Linked DNA regions of Mus musculus: region 2 is linked to region 1. A link is a contact called in ENCODE Hi-C or POLR2A ChIA-PET data. All regions are on one chromosome and are shown on one strand. The core of a region is the stretch at or near the end of the contact, and the rest is flanking DNA. Distances in the headings are between cores, read along the strand shown.

Region 1 (4,463 bases), core at 847-3,346:
TTGGTCAGGTTCACAGTACCAGGCATGAGTTCCACCATCCTGTGGAGCAGGCCTTAAATACAATCAAAAAGCTGTTGATTATACCCGTAACATTCAGGTCATTGTTGCACCGATGGGCATAGCCTGCCAGGCTGTTCATTCTTGCGGCTCATAGGGTCCACTGCTGGGTAAGCCTGCTAATGATGTCTCTTCTCCCAGCAGGCTTTGTAGCACTTTCCAGCACTATAAGAGCTAGCCAATAGGAATAGCTCTTGCAGACCAGTACCAGCTTGATTTATCCACGTCCTCTGATGCAAGCATGCGATACCTTCAGCAACTAGCTCTTACCTCCAAGTTCTAGTGAGTAACTAGCAGCAGTGGCAATGACCTGTATTGTTTGGAGGCTCTATCCCGCTGCCCCAGCCTCCTGAGTGCTAGATCTACACTGTAGCACACTCTGTGCTTATGTATGTTCATAGCATTCTGCTGTTTTATACAAGGTACAAAAGAACTATTGTTGAGCCGGGTGTGGTGGCGCACGCCTTTAATCCCAGCACTAGGGAGGCAGAGGCAGGCAGATTTCTGAGTTCAAGGCCAGCCTGGTCTACAAAGTGAGTTCCAGGTCAGTCAGGACTACACAGAGAAACCCTGTCTAGAAAAACCAAAAAAAAAAAAAAAACCAAAAAAAAAAAAAACAAAAAAACTATTGTTGACAGATAAATCTAGTCTTCTGATGACTTACCGTCTAAGTTAGAGGGAAATATTATTATCATCATCATTATTGATCCTTTGAGACATCATCTCTCTATTATGTAGCTCTCTGGCTATACTGGAACTTGCTATGTAAACCAGGCTGGCATCAAACTCACAGAAATCTACCTGCCTCTGCCTCCCAAGTGCTAGTGTAAAAGGCAGGTGCCCCCATGCCAGACATAATTTCTTTCTTTCTTTTTAGGTTTATCTATACATAATTTGTTTAAATTATGTACAGGTGTGTGTGTGTGTGTGTGTGTGTGTGTGTGTGTGTGTGTGTGTGTGTGTATGCATGTAGGTATGTGCACATGTGCACAGGTCCTCTTGGAGGCCAGAGGTTTAGGAGCCCCTGGAGCTAGAGTTATAGACATTTGTTAGCTCTCTGATATGGGTGCTAAGAACTAAACTCTGGAAGGTTAGCAAATGCTCTTAGCCACTGAGCCATCTCTAGCCCCTCATCCATCCCCAAAATCATATTTCTTGAAGGCAGAAAATAGTATAGGGATGCAGAGATGAGAAAGATGTCATCTCTGCCAATTGGAGATAGAGCTCTGTTGGTAGAGTTTTCCCCTAGAAGACAAAGTCCGAGGCTTGATCCTGAGCAGTGGTTGTGGTGGGACACACCTGAAATCCCAGTCCTAGGGTGGTGGAAGCAGGAGAATCAGGAGTTCAAGGGCCATCCTCAGCTACATAGCAAGTTCTAAGCCAGCCTGGGGACCCTGGGACCAGTCTCACTGGACAGTCAGAAGTTAAGTGGCATGAAAAAATATTATGAAAATCATGTCTGCCTGTGGCTGAGACACTGAGTGGGAGAAAAGTCAGAGACAAAGTTAAAAGGCAGGTTTGCCCGATGGTGGTAGGCCTGAGTTTGGCCTAAGGAACTTATTCTGGATATAAGTAAGGAGTGTGGCGCTAGAAAGAGTTTAGAGCACAGATCAACCCGGTAAGCCCCTGACCCTAAGACCAGGTCCCTCTCTCCTATGTCCTGACTGGTCTAAAGGTCTGGGAGCCAAGGATTCTAACCTTTGGTCAGGGCTGCCTCCTCCAAACTCACAGCTGTTCCAGGAAAGGTCATGGGAATTCAAAGACCTGAAGAGAGTCCCACAGCTGACCCCAACTTCTCAGTGTTTCACTTTCTCCAAATATAAAAATGAGCCTATTACCCTTATTTATCCAAGATCTACATTAGGCTGACAGAACTTGGATCGGCTCTAGTCTGGAGGGAAACACTCTCCCATGGGCTTCCCATTGGTATCTAGAGGCTGTGTGGAACTCCGGAAGAAAGGCTTGGCTCTGAAGGGTAGGCACCAATCCAGGTCTAGCCTCTCTCTCCACCCCCTTGCTCCCTCCCAGTGCAGGCTGGAAGAAGAAGCAGCTGTTGTGCTGTGGGGGAACACAGGCAGGGATCCACCTGGCACTGGCGGAATTTTCACAACACCCACCCCAACTTTAACAATATACACATAAGCACATGCACGTGCACGCACACGGACAGACAAACAGACAGATGGATGGACAGCAGGGAAGAAAGTTGGGCCAACAGCAATGACTAGTGATAAAGGAAACAAGGAAGCCAGAACTTGGGCTTTCCTCCGTCTTCTGCTCCGCCGTATTTCTGCTCCGCAGTCTTTCCTTCCCAAGGCTGTCTGTCCTCTTTCAGTTTTTCCTCCTTTTGCCACTAGGGCCATGGACGCAAAGTGTCAAAATTGTTCTAGCAAGTGCAAACTGAAGCCGATCAGGTAAGTTGGACAATTTAGGCCAATGCAATCAAATAACAGAGGCAAAGGTTTCAACCTGAATTGTATAGATGTAGGTGTCAACTTTCCTGTTTCAATTTTTGTGTACAAACCCGAAGCTCTGCTTCTTTTCCCTTTGACGGGAGAGACTGGCAGAGCTTTGTTTATCTCGGCAGAACTTTGTTTATCTCATTTGCACGCAGTAGGCAGGCAGCCTCTGGAAAGCCCAGAGTAGTCTTAGGAGCAAGTAGCTTTAATAACGACAGCCACACCGCAGGTCATGGCTTGGAAGCATCACACTTTGACAGAATTCGAATTGCTCAAAGGCTTACAGCCCCCTGCCCCCTCCTCTCACCCTAACTTGCACTTCCGGGGGCAAGACTGCACTGAGCTGGTATGAATTTGGTCCACTGCCTACTTTAAAACATGGATTCTGGGGCTTAGAAGATGGCTCAGTGGGTAAAGGCATTTGTCACCAAGCAAGGCAACCTGAGTTCAGTCCCCAATGCCCACACAGCAGGGCAGAGTGACAATACAGACTGCAACAACTTGTCCTCCGACCACATCACCTCCTTTCTCTCTTTCTCCTTCTCCCCCTCTCTCCCTCTGCTTCTCTTTCTCCCTCTCTTTCCCCCTTCCCTCTTTTTCAATCAATAAATAAAATAAGCAGTCTACTTGTGTGTGTGTGTCTGTGTGAATCTATAGCAACTTGGTAGACTACTCCCTCCAGACACTCTGACACCCTAACAAAGAAGAAAGCAGTGTTCCTCAGAGCCAAACCTCTCCAGGGAAAACACCCTGAGGAGCGAGAGGCCTGTGTGAACTTGTCCCTAGTGCTGTTTTGCCACCTAGTGGCCTTATCGTTCTCCAACACCACTTGTTCTGATAGAAATCCATCTTTGCCCACAGCTGTGCTGTCTACCAAAGACCTCTCGAAACACATACTCCATGCCTTTGCTCAAAACCCCAGCTTCTGTAAGGAGGTGGACGAAGGGTGGACATGAGCGAAACACACTGTATTCATGCATGATGTTTGCCAAGGGTGCATATTTTTTAAATATCCCAAATATATAAAAATAAAGTATATGTTTTTTTTTTTAAATTCTAACTTCTGGACCAAAACACAAACTTCATAATTAACATGGCTTGTGTGATTTGACCACAGCTGTAATGCACGTGGGTTAGGTGACCTTTTTAACAGGCTCTTTACTCCTCAGAGTGAAGCTGCAGCTCTTCTCCTGGTTCCTCAGGTTTCTGCTGTGTGGTTCTCTGAATGCCCTGTGCACACACTCCAACTGGGCAGCCCACCTTGCCATTCCCCACCAGCACCCCAGGGCTCTGTCCCTTAACGGTGCTACAGTGCTGTTCTCTCCGCTGGGAACATCCAGACAAGCACGAGTTTACCCTCTCATCCTTATGTCTCTGTCCTAAAGTCACCTATTCAAAAATCTCTGCCCACCCTATCCTGTTCTACCTTTTTTTTTTTTTTTAATATGTAAGTACCCTGTAGCTGTCTTCAGACACTCCAGAAGAGGGCATCAGATTTCATTACAGATGGTTGTGAGCCACCATGTGGTTGCTGGGATTTGAACTCAGGACCTTTGGAAGAGCAGCCGGCACTCTTAACCACTGAGCCATCTCACCAGCCCGTGTTCTACCTTTTTATTCCCCAGCAATTATCACTTTGAGCAAAATTATATGTGCTTTCATTCTTTCCCCAGTATAAGGAGAGCTCTGTACGAGCTGTGTAAAGATTGGAATATTTGTCTTATTCATTAATACATGTTGTACCCAATATAGCTGCTTTTTTATAATGTGTTCATTGTGTTGGGGGATTGGATGGGGTGGTGGTGGGCGGAACAGACCTGACCCTAAGATTTTGAAATCACTTGTTTCTATATAAATCCTGAAAACATAAAATAGCATTCACCTCTTTTCTGGGTGTTCCTATCCTGCTAGCGATGCTTCTTGCCTCTGAGCACCCCATTTCAAGCT
Region 2 (4,463 bases), core at 693-3,192, 91 kb after region 1:
GGTCTCCACATATGCCCTGTTCTTGCTGAGCCAGAGGAAGCCTGGATACTTCAAGAGGTCAAGGCTGCAGTACCGGGAGCTACAGGAGGTAGGGGGTACAGGGAGGAAAGCATGAAGCAGCCAGCTTCCAGCTAACTTTTAATCTGGCTGTCCTTGTCTGTAGGCTTAAGAGCACATAGTAGGGCCGTAGGGAAGTGAAGGGCTGAAACTGATTGGCTTTCTGGCATTGGACGTTAGTTCCCTAATGATGTTTGTGAAAGAATTGGGTATTTAATGACTGGAGCTACACGCGTGCATAAACGTTAGGAAGCTGCCATAATGTACTATTGGAAAGACTGGAAAAACTGGAAGGGGGTTGCTTCTACCCGGGGTTTCCCCTTGGTTGACCCCAAAATTTGCTCGCATCTGTTTTCAGGGCCTCTCTGAGATGGAGGAGGTTTCTGGTTTGGAGAATGGTCCCGTGGTGGCTAGCACAGGAAATAGGACGGATGAGTGAGTGGGCAAGACAGGTGCCACTGTCCCCCTACGCCAAGGGGGACATCTCCAGGCACTTCTGCGTCTTGCACCTCCCTTGGACTATAACTGGACTTCCCCCAGAATGTGCCTGAAGCCCAGAGTGCCCTCAATTTCCCCTCAACCCAGGCCCATTTCTCTTCTCTTCCCCACTAGAGGGAGATAATTTCTGGACTAGAGACCTCCCTCACCTCACGCCTCGTCAAGCAGCTTCCTCCCTTGCATTCTTCGACTTCTTCCTCCCTGCCTCTCCATCCAGCTTCATTTCACATCTGCCTCCTCTCACTGTTCACCTTTCACAATCCCATCCACTCCAAGCCGGGTTGCTGCACCAGCCAACCCAGAATCCGCGTCGGTTGTGCTCCAGGTCTCCCTTGGATCCGGGTCCTGCCTAATTCACCCGAGACTACAAATCCCAGGATGCCCCGCTACCCCGTGACCTACTGCAAAATAAAGAGCCTTCCCTCGGCGGCGGGGGCGCTGTGCATCTGCTGAGTGACGCCAGGCGCTGGGAGCAAGGCCTAGCCGAGTTTTCCTCGGACGCGACCACTGGCCCCGCGTGCGGGGAGGCGCCGGGAGGGCCGTCGCGCACAGAGGCGCCGCCACCGCGGCCAGGTCACCGCCACCGGCTGCGGGTCTCTAGCCCTCGTGCCCGCAGCTGCCGGTACTGACAAAGGCTGGGGGTCGGCGCCGGGCCAAGCCGCGCTTCCCCTGGTGCTGCCGCCGCGCCCCTCGCGCGAGTGCCCAGGTTCAAAGTCCTGAGACTTGGAGCGCGCGCGAGAAGGGGGTTGGAGATGATGAGTCAGAGGCGCCGGCCCTCCTCGCCCCCTCCCCCCCGGGCCGGGAGCTGGAGAGGACAGGCTGGCTGGGCAGGCGGGGGTACCGACCTAAGACTTTCCCGCCTCTAGCGAGCACGCTGGTGGACCGAGCCCGCGTGGCCGCCACCCTTTCCAAGGCGGGAGCAGGACTGCGCAGGCTCAGCCTTTCGGCCGCCCCCGGCGGGCCTTTGATCCCTGCAGCGGTACGGTCGCTGAAGCTCTTTTTGTACTGTGCCCACACCACTTATGACCTCTGCAAGTGTACAAAGATGATAGACTCGGTTGGTTTGGGGGAGCGGAGAAAGCCCAGGAAAACGGTGGATCCCAATAGCACCGGGGAGAGGGGGGACAGCTTAGTAGCTGCTAAAAAGTAGAGATTGACTAGGCCTAAGAGAACTCACCCCAAATTCACATAGTGCCCGGGATGGGTGTTCGCCTCACATTCATTTTTGTTCCCACTTGAGAAGGCTTCTTTTCCCTAGAGAATGCTGCTTCTCCGGGCTCAGGCAAGCCCAGGTACCAGTGAGGCTAGAGCGCAGCCTGGCTGGCTTGCCTTGACATTGCAGTGGCGCCAGCTGCAGATCCTTTCTGTTTGTGACACCTTGGGAGTGGTAATAGTCGCCCTATGACAAAGTTACGTGTGAGTATTAGTGGGTGGAGACAGATCTGGGATCAGGCTCTGGAATGGAGAGAACGCAATCCGGGCCTCCTCCATGTTTTCTCTTCCCCCAATCAAACTGCAGGGATAGTGAAGGGCTCTGAGAAAAGAATATTTTTCTTCAAAGTCAGGACGTAGTGGCCAAAGAAACTATAAAGAGAAAACAGCAATTAGCTGTCTTCCAGCTTTTACCGCGGTAATCGGAAACCTGGATATTGCATTCTGCATCTTAAGAGAAACTCAAGGACCGTATAAATGGGTCTCTTAACAATGCTGAACACTCAGGGCCAAAACCTCTGGTTTTATTTCTCATTACTTTGTGTCCAGAATAACCGACAAGGGCCTTTGTTCATTGTAAATTATTAAGATCCTAAGATGCTGGAGGCTCAATTTTTTTTCCTTTTCTTTTCTTTCCTTTTCTTTTCTTTTCTTTTCTTTTCTTTTCTTTTCTTTTCTTTTCTAAAAGGCAGGGTCTCACATGTATCTTTGCCTGCCTGGAACTTGCCATGTAGACCTTGATCCACATGCCTGTAAGTGCTGGAGTTAAAGGCACGTGCCACTCACCATGCTTGACTGAGCCTTACTGTATGAAGACCCTACTGTGTCACCATAAGTTTGCCTCCCCCACTACATCGTGAACTAAGTGTGAAGAATTGTTTATGAATTCTGCAGTGCTGCTCGCCAAATGGATACATGTTAACTTCCATCACAATTGGTTGGCCAAATTAAGTCGTAAAGCCTCACTCAGTTTCCTGGGGAAGATACTATAGAATATGAGGGGGAGCAAACAATTTAAGGAAAAGGTTGGAAATTTGTGGTGAAGCTTGAATGGCTCCGCAGTTGGGATTTGTCTACTAGCAACCATGCCTATTTCTCCTTGTTTAGTTCAGTGAGCTTCCGTGTGAAATTCTTAGTGGGAGAAAAACAAGACCAGGCGTCAGGAGACCTAGATTCTGGCTCTGTTGCTTGAGCGCATAAGATCTGTCTGAACTACACTTCATTTGCATGGCCATTACACCATGCTTCTTCTGCTTATCTTACTGAATCATATGGCGAAAATAGAGTCATGCACAAGACCTCTAAAATGATGAGGCCCTTGAGAGGTGGAAAATAAATTGTCTAAGAAGGCAGATAATGGTGTAAGTGAGTGAACTAGATTGCCTGTGAAGTGAGAACTGCTGGGAACTCAGCAGTACACACTGCTAAATGGATGTCTGTCCTCAACTCCACCAGCTACTGCCGTGGGCAGCTCTGGCTCCGGTAGTGCCATGGTTTCCGGATTTGAATAGAAGTCAGAAATTTAGAACACTCTTATTTTAAGTATTAATAATAAAAAAAATGTTTTTTTTAATTCAAGGGTCAGATTCAGCCTATAGTTCAGTAGACTGAAGTGTCAAGTTCTGCATTATGCAAATAGATGGCAAAAATTTGGGTTGAATCCTGGCTCTCAGAAGGCAGAGGCAGGAGGATCACTCTGAGTTCAAGGCCAGCCTGGTCTACAGAGCTAACTCTAGGACCTCTGGGGCTACACAGGAAAACTCAATTGTTTTGAAAAACCAGAAAACAACTAGAAGAATTGGGGGGTTGGGATGTACAGTGCGGTTTCTGTAGCTCTGGTGAAACACACCTGTGTTGGAGGGGTTAAACATGAAACTACCCCTCTAGACATTGCTTTCCAGGAAAAGGTCAGTTTGCCTGCGGGGGGGTGGGGGTGGGGGGGGATATTTTGCAATACTGGAAGAGAGTTTTGATGGTCAGCTGGGAGTGGGGTTGGTAAGGGAATGTGGAAAGGCAGGTACATTAGCATATAAATCAGGAGATTGCTTCAGGCTCCTCCTCTGTCTGTTACCTTTTGCATGCTACAAGCCAAAAGGGAGTCTTCTCTGTTTCTCATGACTACCCTCGCCACCCTGACTGGGCCAGAGTCCCTGGCTACTCTAGAATTCTGCATGGCTACCATGCTCCTAGTGACCACGCCATCTGACCCATTCTGCACCGATCTGGCAGCCTCTATGGAGGTCACCCATTTTATTTCAATTAGAACTTAACAAAAAGAGATTGTGACAAGGCTCCTGCTGACGTCACTTTTTAAAGGTCACGACCCCTTCTATTCTCTTAGAAGAGACAGTTCAAGTTGGACGACTTCCTTTGCAACTTAAGCCTGTGAGAGTTGGGGCGGGGAAACCCCATTCTGATGAATATTACTCTCGTTTCTTTGAAATTCAGTCATTTATTCTGACTTTGACTACAACTGACGATATCTCCCAAGTGAGTTCTCTTCCGTTTCTCGACCTGCTTTTTTGGCTCGGGGGTTTAAGTTTCAGGCTGAGTCCTCTGCTGCCACCTCGTGGCCTCTTGTCCGGGTTGAGGTATCACAAAAGTCTTCCTTCTAGAAATGGCACTAGAAAGTAGCTTGGTTAGAGCAAAGAATCTCCTCTCCACTTTGTGAAGTCTCACCAGACTTCCCCAACCCC

Evidence for each region. A loop is a pair of places that touch in the nucleus more often than their neighbours do. ChIA-PET counts read pairs that join two places held with the same protein, here RNA polymerase II (POLR2A).
Region 2: a loop to region 1 is called in a map of left cerebral cortex, with 2.7 times the contacts of the local background. The contact joins the promoter of Zfp219 here to the enhancer-like site in region 1. A Hi-C loop is called at or near these places in 1 of 37 maps with a recorded cell type or tissue (left cerebral cortex). POLR2A ChIA-PET finds 5 or more read pairs at or near these places in 3 of 5 experiments (Patski and embryonic stem cell).

What each region holds. Positions count from the first base shown.
Region 1 is chr14:51,927,706-51,932,168 of GRCm38, forward strand. No RefSeq gene overlaps it. Among named protein-coding and RNA genes, the nearest start is that of Rnase13, 7.2 kb to the left of the region's middle. Within about 2 kb of position 2,097, at least 1 of the 3 ENCODE cell types and tissues checked has a DNase peak (open chromatin) inside an H3K27ac peak, as active enhancers do.
Region 2 is chr14:52,018,791-52,023,253 of GRCm38, forward strand. It overlaps Zfp219 (zinc finger protein 219), which reads right to left and starts at 1,943. Exons shown (of 5, transcript NM_027248.2): 1 at 1,733-1,943. Tmem253 (transmembrane protein 253) reads left to right here. Exons shown (of 7, transcript NM_001033805.3): 6 at 1-88; 7 at 416-997. The coding sequence ends at 496.